Regions from separate parts of the Homo sapiens genome. Here region 2 is linked to region 1. The links are chromatin loops, found by intact Hi-C in ENCODE. Cell type or tissue: MCF 10A. All regions are shown on one strand. Links, peaks and the distances in the headings refer to the core of each region. The heading gives the core; the rest is flanking DNA.

Region 1 (5,256 bases), core at 257-5,256:
GGGGGAGGCTGCAGTCTCGGAGGGGGGCCTCGCCGGGTCTGGAGGGGACAGCAGAGACAGCCCGTTCCCCCTGCCGCCTGAGGGCACCAGGGAGAGGGCTGTATGTCCCTCACGCCACACTGTGTGTGCAGTCAGCAGTGTGGCCACAGATGGGGGCCACTCTCTCAACCTCAGGTGTCCTCAGGGCCCAGACCGCTGCTGGGCACAGCCAGGCTGGCTGCCAGCTGGTTCCCTGCCCCGTGGCTGGGGGACAGAGCAGCACGTATCAGCTGGGCTAGGGTCAGGGGGCCACTGGTGCGCAGCCTGGCACAGCCTGGCAGGCTTGAGGCCCAGTGTGCTGGGGGTGGTCACACAGCCGTCAGCCACCTCCAGCTCTTCCAGGGCATTCTAGATGGGGTCCCGGGAGGGGGCAGGTTTTGGTGCCAATTTGAGTGTATAAAGTTTTAGGTAAATACCAAATGCCTGTAGACTCTGTGTTATTCAGTTACTATTTGAAAGTGACATATCGTGAAATCATGGGGGATCCGAGTCTCCTTTCTGCAAAGTTGATGAGACAAGTCGCCACCGCCTGGAATCTGCTGACGCTGCCGTGCAGGCCTCAAGGGTGGCACTCTTCAAAGTAGGACAGCATGCGAGGTCGCCACGTGCCCACACACTGCACTGCTCCAAAGGCACATCTGTCCGTCACCTGAGCTCTGAGACCCAGAACAGCCACAGGGACCCTGCAGTCCTAACCCGTCAGGTGGCTCCTGGGGCTGCTGCCAGCCGCATGCCTGTCCCACACAGTCCGGTCCGTAGGGTCTGCTGGAGTGAGTAAGGCCTGGGGGGCCTTATGTATGGTCCATGAGGTTCCATTCCTCATGCCATGACCACCGGGGGAAGTGAAAGGAGGAAGACACGTCAAAGCCAGCAGGCCCAGGAGCAGACATAGAAGGAGGTGGCCCCACAGGAGCAGACGCAGAAGTGCCAACGGGGAAGGAGGTGGCCCCAAGTGGAGGCAGGCTGGGCCAGGGCGGGGGGCCGGTGACCAGGGCAACCTCGGCTACTTTGCTGCACCCGCCCTCGCCTCCCTTGAAATACAAAAACAGCAGCAGCCAGAAATAGTTGGGGAAGAAATAAGAAATATTTGCCACACATGGGAGTGATTAAGGTCCTTAATATTTAAAGAGTTTTTATATGTTGCTAAAGAAAATGACAAAAACCGATATGGAAAAGTGAGCAGAGATGTGGAGAAATCATTCGCAGAGCAGGAAACTGGCTGGTAATTCCATGAAGAAAGTCCTCATCCCATCAGGAATCATGGAAAGGCCAATGAAAGCGACGAGGTAACCCCCTTTTCAATTTGAGAGGGTTTTGATCTGTCGCGCAGGCTGGGGCTCACCGCTGTCTTGACCTCCTGGGCTCAAGCGATTCTCCCACCCGCTCAGCCTCCGGAGTAGCTGGGACTACAGGCATCACCACGCCTGGCTAATTCTTTTATGTTTTGTAGAGACAGGGTCTCACTCTGTTGCCCAGGCTAGTCTCAAACTCCTGGCCTCGAGCAATCCTCCTGCCTCCTCAGCCTGTTACAGCTTTTTTTTTTAAGGTAATCTGGTAACAGCTCTTAAAAGTAGTGTGACTGATGAGTGCACAAGCCCGTCCAGCCCCAGCCGCCCCCTGGCACCTTTTCTGAGGGTGTCTACTGCCCCGCTGTGCTGTGCCCGCTAATCTGGGTGTGGCCCGATCGCACAATGGCTTTTCTGGAAGGATCCGATGCTCACGAGGCTTATTGCTAAGGAGGAAGATGCAACAGGTCCAGCTGTTCCAAGTGACTGGGTCACGCTTCACATCGATGTGCAATGTCTCCTGCCACCTGCCTGGATGCACTCTCGTGACTACCTGGCAGGCTGGGAACAGCACGGGGGAGGCCCCCGCCTGCCCCAGCGACCTGCCTGCCCTGCTCTCAAGTGCAGACCCCCAGGTCTGCACTTCCACGCTCACTACACAACCCCAAGTGGCCCCCCGGGTGGCCCCGTGGCCGGATGTGCACCCAGCAGAGCAGCCACCCTTGAGACCTGGGGTGTGGTCTGGGGGCTGTGTGGAGACCTCCCGCCAGGGTGCAGGAGTGTCTAAGGGCAAGCAGAGGTGTGATTCCTGTCTGTAAGGTAAAACCCCCGTGAGCAGGAATCAATAATGTAGACATGATCGGAATGGTGGAGGGAGCTGTGGCGGTCACACCCTTGCTGTTAGCATTGCCTCTGTGGGGGCAGGAGACAGCAAACATAAAACCTGTCCCTGAAAGGGGCAAGATGGCCCCGATGGCTCCCTGCACCTGTCCTGGTGCCTGCAGGCAGGCGGGTCAGCTCCCCTCCCGCTGCCAAATCTCCCACGTCTCTGTGCGCTCTGTCACCCCTGCTTTCTGGCCTGAGGGCTGGGAAGGGAGGTCTGGGGAGCCCAGGAGCTGAGAAGTACCCAAAAACCACCCCCAACGCCCCCCAACCCTCAGGCGTGCCTGTGAGTGTGTCTGTGTGTCTCACTCTGACTCACCCAGACAACTGACTTCAGCAGCCAACCTTGGTCATTCCCAGAACCACCACTGGGGGGCATACGTGTGGCTAGACTGGGGGCGCCCGAATATCTGTCTCTACAAAAAGTAAAAAAAAAATTAATGGGGTGTGGTGGTGGTGCGTGCCTGTGGTGTCAGCTGCTTGGGACGCTGGGGCAGGAGGATCACTTGAGCCCGAGAATTCAAGGCTACAGTGAGTTAAGATTACGCCACTGCACTCCATCCTGGGTGACAGAGCAAGACCTTGTCTCAAGAAAAAATTTTTAAATGAGTAAAATTTTAAAAAACAGATTTTGTCAGTCTTTCTGTCATTTCAACGCCTTCTCAACCTTGGTGTCTGCTGATGGCCTCTTCCCTGCTGGTCAGGATTCTCACAGTTCTTTGGGTGTGGAGGAATTCTGGTTTGTAATTTTTTTTTTTTTCTTAGAGTCTCTTTCTGTTGCCCAGGCTGGAGTGCAGTGGCACAATCTCGTCTGACTGCAACCTCCACCTTCCGGGTTCAAGTAATTCTCCTGCTTCAGACTCCCAAGTAGCTGGGATTACAGGCACCCACCACCACGCTTGGCTAATTTTTCGTATTTTTAGTAGAGACAGGGGTTTCACCATGTTGACCAGGCTGGTCTCGAACTCCTGACTTCAGGTGATCCACGTGCCTTGGCCTCCCAAAGTGCTGGGATGACAGGCATGAGCCACCACGCCTGGCCTGGTTTGTAATGTTTTGAATCTTACTTAATATGAGACTCGGAGTCTTCCTTTTATCCTATGGTGAACATTGCTGTTTTAGTTTCAGCCTCAGTGGCTATTGGTCCAAGGTCAGTTTTTCTCCAAGATTTTGGGGCACCCTCTGGTCTAGTCACACGTATGCCCCCCAGTGGTGGTTCTGGAATGACCAGGCTGGTCCTGAACTCCTGGCCTCAAGTGATCCTCCTGCCTTGGCCTCCCAAAGTGCTGGGATGACAGGTGTGAGCCACCATGCCCGGCCTGAAGACTTTAAAGTAGCTATTATAGCGGTGCCTAACTGAGCCATCGTGAGCACTTAAAATGTCAGAAGAGAAAGTCTCAGCAAAGGCTGGGCCCAGTGGCTCACGCCTGTCATCCTAGCACATTGGGAGGCCGAGGCGGATGGATCACTTGAGCACAGAAGTTTGAGAGAAGCTTGGGCAACATGGTGAAACCCTGTTTCTACTAAAAACAAAAACAAAAACAAAAATCAGCCGGGCACAGTGGTGCATGCCTGTGGTCCCAGCTACTTGGGAGGCTAAGGAGGGAGGATTGCTTGAGCCAGGGAGTTCACAGCTGCAGTGAGCTATGATCCTGCCACTGGGCCCGGTGGCTCACGCCTGTAATCCCAGCATTTTGGGAGGCCGAGGTGGGCGGATCACCTGCGTTCAGGAGTTCGAGACCAGCCTGGCCAACCTGGTGAAACCCTGTCTCTATTAAAAATACAAAAAAATTAGCCGGGTGTGGTGGCGCATGCCTGTAATCCCAGCTACTGGGGAGGCTGAGGCAGGAGAATCACCTGAACCTGGGAGGCAGAGGTTGCCGTGAGCCTACGTTGTGCCACTGTACTTCAGCCTGGGCAACAGAGTGAGACTTCGTCTCAAAAAAAAAAAATTTATATATATGTATATGTTTTAACTGAATAAAATGAAAATACAACATATCAAAAATTGAGAGAGATAGCTAAACAGTGCTTAAGAGGGAAATTCATAGCACAAATGCTTACATTAGAAAAAAAGAAAGGTTCAAGTCAATAATCTAACCTTCTGCATTAAGAAACCAGAAAAGGAGGAGCAATATAAGCTCAAATCAAGCAGAAGAAAGGAAATACAAGTAAGAGCAGAATTAAAATAATTCAAAAACCGGCCGGGCGTGGTGGCTCACGCCTGTAATCCCAGCACTTTGGGAGGCCGAGGTGGGCGGATCATGAGGTCAGGAGATCGAGACCATCCTGGCTAACACGGTGAAACCCTGTCTCTACTAAAAATACAAAAAATTAGCTGGGCGTGGTGGCACATGCCTGTAGTCCCAGCTACTCAGGAGGCTGAGGCAGGAGAATGGCGTGAACCTGGGAGGCAGAGCTTGCAGTGAGCTGAGATCCGGCCACTGCACTCCAGCCTGGGCAACAGAGAGAGACTCCGTCTCAAAAAAATTAAATTAAATTAAATTAAATTTAAAAATTCAAAAACCAAAAAGAAAAAATTATGAAACAAAAAGCAGGTTCTTTGAAATGATGAATAAAATGGATAAACCTCTAGCTAGCAACACTGATGAGAGACACAGAGGACAAAATTACCAATATGAGGAATGGGAGGGTTAGCACTGCAGACCCTACAGACATTAAAAGGATAACCAGGAAGTACTATGAATAATTGTAGTCACATAAATTTAGCAACTTAGGTGAAATGGACCAATTCCTTGAAAGCCACAAACTACCAAAACTCATTAAATAGACAACTTGAACAATCCTATTAAGTATTAAAGAAACTGAATTTGTACTTTAAAACTTTTCTAAAAAGGAAAGTACTGGCTCAGATGGTTTTACCACCAAATTATACAAAATATTTAAAGAAGAAATTTAATACAAATTCTTCAAATCCCTTCCACAAAATAAAACAAGGACAGCTGGCTGGGCGCGGTGGCTCACGCCTGTAATTCCAGCACTTTGGGAGGCCGAGGTGGGCGGATCACAAGGTCAGGAGTTTGAGACC
Region 2 (5,474 bases), core at 254-5,253, 74 kb before region 1:
CATGAACCCGGGAGGCGGAGCTTGCAGTGAGCCGAGATGGTGCCACTGCACTCCAGCCTGGGCGGCATAGCGAGACACCATGTCAAAAAAAAATTGTAATATATATCTTAAAATAAAAATGAATGTTCACAATCTCAAAGAGGTCTTAAGATCCCTCACTACCCCCAAAGAGATTTTTACATTTTTATTAAACTTCTCACTTTGGAGTAACTTTAGATTTATAGAAAACTTGCAAAAACAATGCAGTCTTCATGTGCCCCTTGTCCCATTCCCCGTGATGTGAACGTGTTACTTGACCGTGGTGAGGTGTCAAGTCTGCGGGGTTTTTCACCCTGAGAGGGTTCGGTCTGTGGCATCTGCAGGGTTTGGGGCACGGTTCTCAGTGCTCTGTGTGGTGCTGCCGGGGGCCCGCCCTGTACCCCAGGCCGGTGGTCACCGCGCAGCTGGCGTGTTCTTGCAGATCATCATGGTGCGGCTGCAGAGGGTGACCTTTCTGGCTCTGCACAACTACCTCGGCCTGACCACAGAGCTCTTCAACGCTGTAAGTGAAAACCACCTCACAAAGCCCCATGCTGCTCCATGCAGCTGGCATCGGGACAGCTATTGGTTGGCACGGCAGGCGCCCAGTGCCTGGTGGGGCAGTGCCAGCAACAGCTGTGGTCTTCCCAGTTGCTGGTCATTAGGACTTTGGGAGGGGCTGGTTGTGCTGTGTTTATTCTCCTACCTTAAAGCACCTGCTAGTCAGTTTGGAGGCTTGATTCTCCTGGGGCCTTGTGTTCCAAAATCTCTGATCCGTTGGACTTGGGAAAGGTGGAATTCCTTCTCCGATGATGGAGTTGTCCCTCTGGAGGCCCACACGGTTGTGAACAGCCGCCTGGTGCCTCTGCAGCTCCCATTCAGGACTCTGTGATGAGTCTTCCTTTGGTCACCTGTGTTCTGTAGGACATCGGCAGCCACACACACGCTCCTTCCCTTTCTGGCCCTGCAGGCTGCACACTGAGCTGACAGCCCTGTCCAGGAGAGGCTGCCCCTCCCCATGCCCATCCCATGGGGTCCCTACAGCCATGTCAAGCAGAGGCTGCCCCTCCCCATGCCCGTCCCATGGGGTCCCTATGGCCACGGTCCAGCAGAGGCTGCCCCTCCCCATGCCCGTCCCATGGGGTCCCTACAGCCGAATCCAGCAGAGGCTGCCTCTCCCCATGCCCGTCCCGTGGGGTCCCTACGTCCGCGTCCAGCAGAGGCTGCCCCTCCCCATGCCCGTCCCATGGGGTCCCTGTTGCCAGCACTCCCTGTGTGTTGCCCTTGACAGCTCCTCCTATCTGAACCGGGTGGGGCGGAGCTGACCCTGAACTGTGACGCGTTTGGAGGGTACAGCGCATTGTCAAGGGCACAAGGCTGTCAACCCCGGCTCTCCCTCCTCCTGGCGGTGTGACCCTGGGAGGCACTTGGCCGGGACGTGGGACGGTCCCCACCTAGCCGAGCTCTCGTGGGAACTGAGTGAGACCAGGGTTTCGTGCCCTGCTCCATCCCCACTGCCCAAAACAGTAGCCTGATATGCGGAGGGCTCTCTTTAGTCATGGGGCAAGTGGAGCTCGGTTAGTAAAGGCCCAGCACGCATTAGTCTTTAGTATGTGCATTTCAGTTGGAAATCATAATTCTGATGACATTTTAGGGCTTGTCGTCTTCAGTTGTTGACATTAAGGGAATATCTTTTTGTTTTCTACATTATCTTTTGTTTTAATGAAGAGTATTAAGGTTCTGACAATTTGGGGCAGTATGTTGACTTGATCAAGTGTTTGAGACAGGGCCTAGGGTAAAAGCAGGCTGAGCTTGGTTGCCTTAAACAGACCAGTCCTTTTCTTGAATAACTGGATTTCTGGGTTGATGATCGGCCTCTTTCCATTGCCTGAAATGTAGCTTAAACTTTGCCTTGAGAGGCCCACACCTGTCACACCTTTGAGAGGCCCACACCTGTCACACCTTTGAGAGTCCCACACCTGTCACACCTTTGAGGGGCCCACACCTGTCACACCTTTGAGGAGCCCACACCTGTCACACCTTTGAGGAGCCCACACCTGTCAGTGGGTGTGGGGTGTTCCTGGGGTGGCACTGAACTTCCTTCTTGTGTCCCAGGAGAGCCAGGCCATCCCTCTCGTGTCTGTAGCCAGTGTGGCTGCCGGGAAGGCCAAGAAGCAGGTGTTCTATGGCGAAGAAGAGCGGCTTAAAAAGCCACCGCGGCTCCAGGAGTCCTGTGACTCAGGTACTGTCCTGCACCAAGGAGGGCAATGTCCAGCCCCAGAGTCCGGGGGATCCTGCTCCCACTGCCTCAGGTCACCCCAGGTCATCTTGCACATGCCTGAGGCCACCACACACATCCCCGGGTCACCTCACACGGCCCAGGTCACCCTACAAGTCCCACAAGTCACCTCACATGCCCCCCAGGTCTACTCACACGCACCCCAGGTCCCCTCACGTGCCTCAGGTCCCCTCACACGTGCCCCAGGTCACCTCACATGCCCCCCAGGTCTCATCAGATGGCCCCCCAGGTCTCCTCACGTGTCCCCATCTCCTCACATGCGGGCTGGATGTCCTCAGACCTCCCCAGGTCTCATCAGGTGTGCCCATCTCCTCACATGTGGGCTGGATGTCCTCAAACCTCCAACGGTCTCATTACGTGTGCCCGTCTCCTCACATGAGGCCCGGATGTCCTCAGACAGGCCCAGGACCCTTCACCCTCCATTCTTCAGTTGTTCCCAGAATTCTCCCTGCGTGCTTGGCCTGGGCCAGGTGCCTGGTGGGGAGTGGGCCTCCCGCGATGGGCTCTCACCCGCTGTTCTGAGTGCTAACCGGGGGGCCTGAATCTGAGGAGGAAGCGGTCGGGTGCGGCGTGCACTGCATGAGTCACCCCACGACGATCTGTGTGATGGAGTTAACAGCCACCCTACAGATGAGGTGCGCGCTTGGTTATTTATAGCCCATCATGTTCCCAAAAGAATTGAAGTGACTAACAAAAGTATGTGAAATTAAATGAAGCAATGCTGATGAGAGTGAGGAGAGAATGGAGTGAGCAGAGTGGAGTGAGTGAGTGGGGGATGGAGTGGACAGAGTGGAATGAGTGAGTGTGGGATGGAGTGAGTAGAGTGGAGGGAGTGAGTGGGGGATGGAGTGGACAGAGTGGAGTGAGTGAGTGGGGGATGGAGTGGATAGGGTGGAGTGAGTGAGTGAGGATGGAGTGGACAGAGTGGAGTGAGTGAGTGGGGGATGGAGTGAGCAGAGTGGAGTGAGTGAGTGAGGATGGAGTGAGTAGAGTGAAGTGAGTGAGTGGGGGATGGAGTGAGTAGAGTGGAGTGAGTGAGTGGGGGATGGAGTGGACAGAGTGGAGTGAGTGAGTGGGGGATGGAGTGGACAGAGTGGAGTGAGTGAGTGGGGGATGGAGTGGACAGAGTGGAGTGAGTGAGTGGGGGATGGAGTGAGCAGAGTGGAGTGAGTGAGTGAGGATGGAGTGGACAGAGTGGAATGAGTGAGTGGGGGATGGAGTGAGCAGAGTGGAGTGAGTGAGTGGGGGATGGAGTGGACAGAGTGGAGTGAGTGAGTGGGGGATGGAGTGGACAGAGTGGAGCGAGTGAGTGGGGGATGGAGTGAGCAGAGTGGAGTGAGTGACGGGGGATGGAGTGGACAGAGTGGAGTGAGTGGGGGATGGAGTGAGCAGAGTGGAGTGAGTGAGTGGGGGATGGAGTGGAGTCAGTGAGTGGGGGATGGAGTGAGCAGAGTGGAGTGAGTGAGTGAGGGATGGAGTGGACAGAGTGGAATGAGTGAGTGGGGGATGGAGTGAGCAGAGTGGAGTGAGTGAGTGGGGGATGGAGTGGACAGAGTGGAGTCAGTGAGTGGGGGATGGAGTGAGCAGAGTGGAGTGAGTGAATGAGGGATGGAGTGGACAGAGTGGAGTGAGTGAGTGGGGGATGGAGTGAGCAGAGTGGAGTGAGTGAGTGGGGGATGGAGTGGACAGAGTGGAGTGAGTGCGTGAGTGGGGGATGGAGTGGACAGAGTGGAGTGAGTGAGTGAGGGATGGAGTGGACAGAGTGGAGTGAGTGACGGGGGATGGAGTGGACAGAGTGGAGTGAGTGAGTGGGGGATGGAGTGGACAGAGTCGAGTGAGTGAGTGGGGGATGGAGTGAGCAGAGTGGAGTGAGTGAGTGGGGGATGGAGTGAGCAGAGTGGAGTGAGTGAGTGGGGATGGAGTGGACAGAGTGGAGTGAGTGACGGGGGATGGAGTGGACAGAGTGGAGTGAGTGAGTGTGGGATGGAGTGGATAGAGTGGAGTGAGTGAGTGTGGGATGGAGTGGACAGAGTGGAGTGAGTGACGGGGGATGGAGTGGACAGAGTGGAGTGAGTGAGTGAGGGATGGAGTGGACAGAGTGGAGTGAGTGACGGGGGATGGAGTGGATAGAGTGGAGTGAGTGAGTGGGGGATGGAGTGGACAGAGTGGAGTGAGTGAGTGAGGGATGGAGTGGACAGAGTGGAGTGAGTGAGTGTGGGATGGAGTGGACAGAGTGGAGTGAGTGACGGGGGATGGAGTGGACAGAGTGGAGTGAGTGAGTGAGGGATGGAGTGGACAGAGTGGAGTGAGTGAGTGTGGGATGGAGTGGACAGAGTGGAGTGAGTGAGTGTGGGATGGAGTGGACAGAGTGGAGTGAGTGACGGGGGATGGAGTGGACAGAGTGGAGTGAGTGAGTGAGGGATGGAGTGGACAGAGTGGAGTGAGTGACGGGGGATGGAGTGGACAGAGTGGAGTGAGTGAGTGGGAGATGGAGTGGACAGAGTGGAGTGAGTGAGTGGGGGATGGAGTGGACAGAGTGGAGTGAGTGAGTGTGGGATGGAGTGGACAGAGTGGAGTGAGTGAGTGAGGGATGGAGTGGACAGAGTGGAGTGAGTGAGTGAGGGATGGAGTGGACAGAGTGGAGTGAGTGACGGGGGATGGAGTGGACAGAGTGGAGTGAGTGAGTGGGGGATGGAGTGAGCAGAGTGGAGTGAGTGAGTGGGGATGGAGTGGACAGAGTGGAGTGAGTGAGTGAGGGATGGAGTGGACAGAGTGGAGTGAGTGAGTGTGGGATGGAGTGGACAGAGTGGAGTGAGTGACAGGGGATGGAGTGGACAGAGTGGAGTGAGTGGGGGATGGAGTGGACAGAGTTGAGTGAGTGAGGATGGAGTGAGCAGAGTGGTGTTACTCCTGCACTCATGTGTGCTTGTGAGACCCCATGAGGATCACAGCCACCTTTAAACGCAGCTCTGGCTGATGTGCTTTTTCCCAGAAATGCATTTTATTTTTATAATAATAATAATAATTATTATTATTACTATTGAGACAGGGTTTTGCTCTTTTGCCCAGTCTGGAGTGCAGTGGTGTGGTACTGGCTCACTGCCACCCCCATGTCACTGGCTGAAAGGATTCTCCTGCGTCAGCCTCCTGAGTAGCT

The links. A loop is a pair of places that touch in the nucleus more often than their neighbours do. Peaks named below come from ENCODE experiments on the same cell type or tissue, not always from the same donor. Only the 100,000 strongest peaks of a DNase experiment are listed, where the experiment ranks them.
Region 2: a loop joins it to region 1, with 3.0 times the contacts of the local background. A loop is called at or near these places in 4 of 110 quality-filtered maps.

Annotation. Positions count from the first base shown.
Region 1 is chr9:137,442,773-137,448,028 of GRCh38, reverse strand. NSMF (NMDA receptor synaptonuclear signaling and neuronal migration factor) reads left to right here. Exons shown (of 16, transcript NM_001130969.3): 16 at 1-459. Among named protein-coding and RNA genes, the nearest start is that of ENTPD8, 4.0 kb to the right of the region's middle. In MCF 10A, for the core only: a CTCF peak has its summit at 2,591 (motif pointing right); a DNase peak (open chromatin) is centred at 2,558.
Region 2 is chr9:137,516,703-137,522,176 of GRCh38, reverse strand. PNPLA7 (patatin like domain 7, lysophospholipase) reads left to right here. Exons shown (of 35, transcript NM_001098537.3): 10 at 461-541; 11 at 2,134-2,260. Among named protein-coding and RNA genes, the nearest start is that of PNPLA7, 31 kb to the left of the region's middle. In MCF 10A, for the core only: no CTCF peak of the experiment used is centred there; a DNase peak (open chromatin) is centred at 2,956.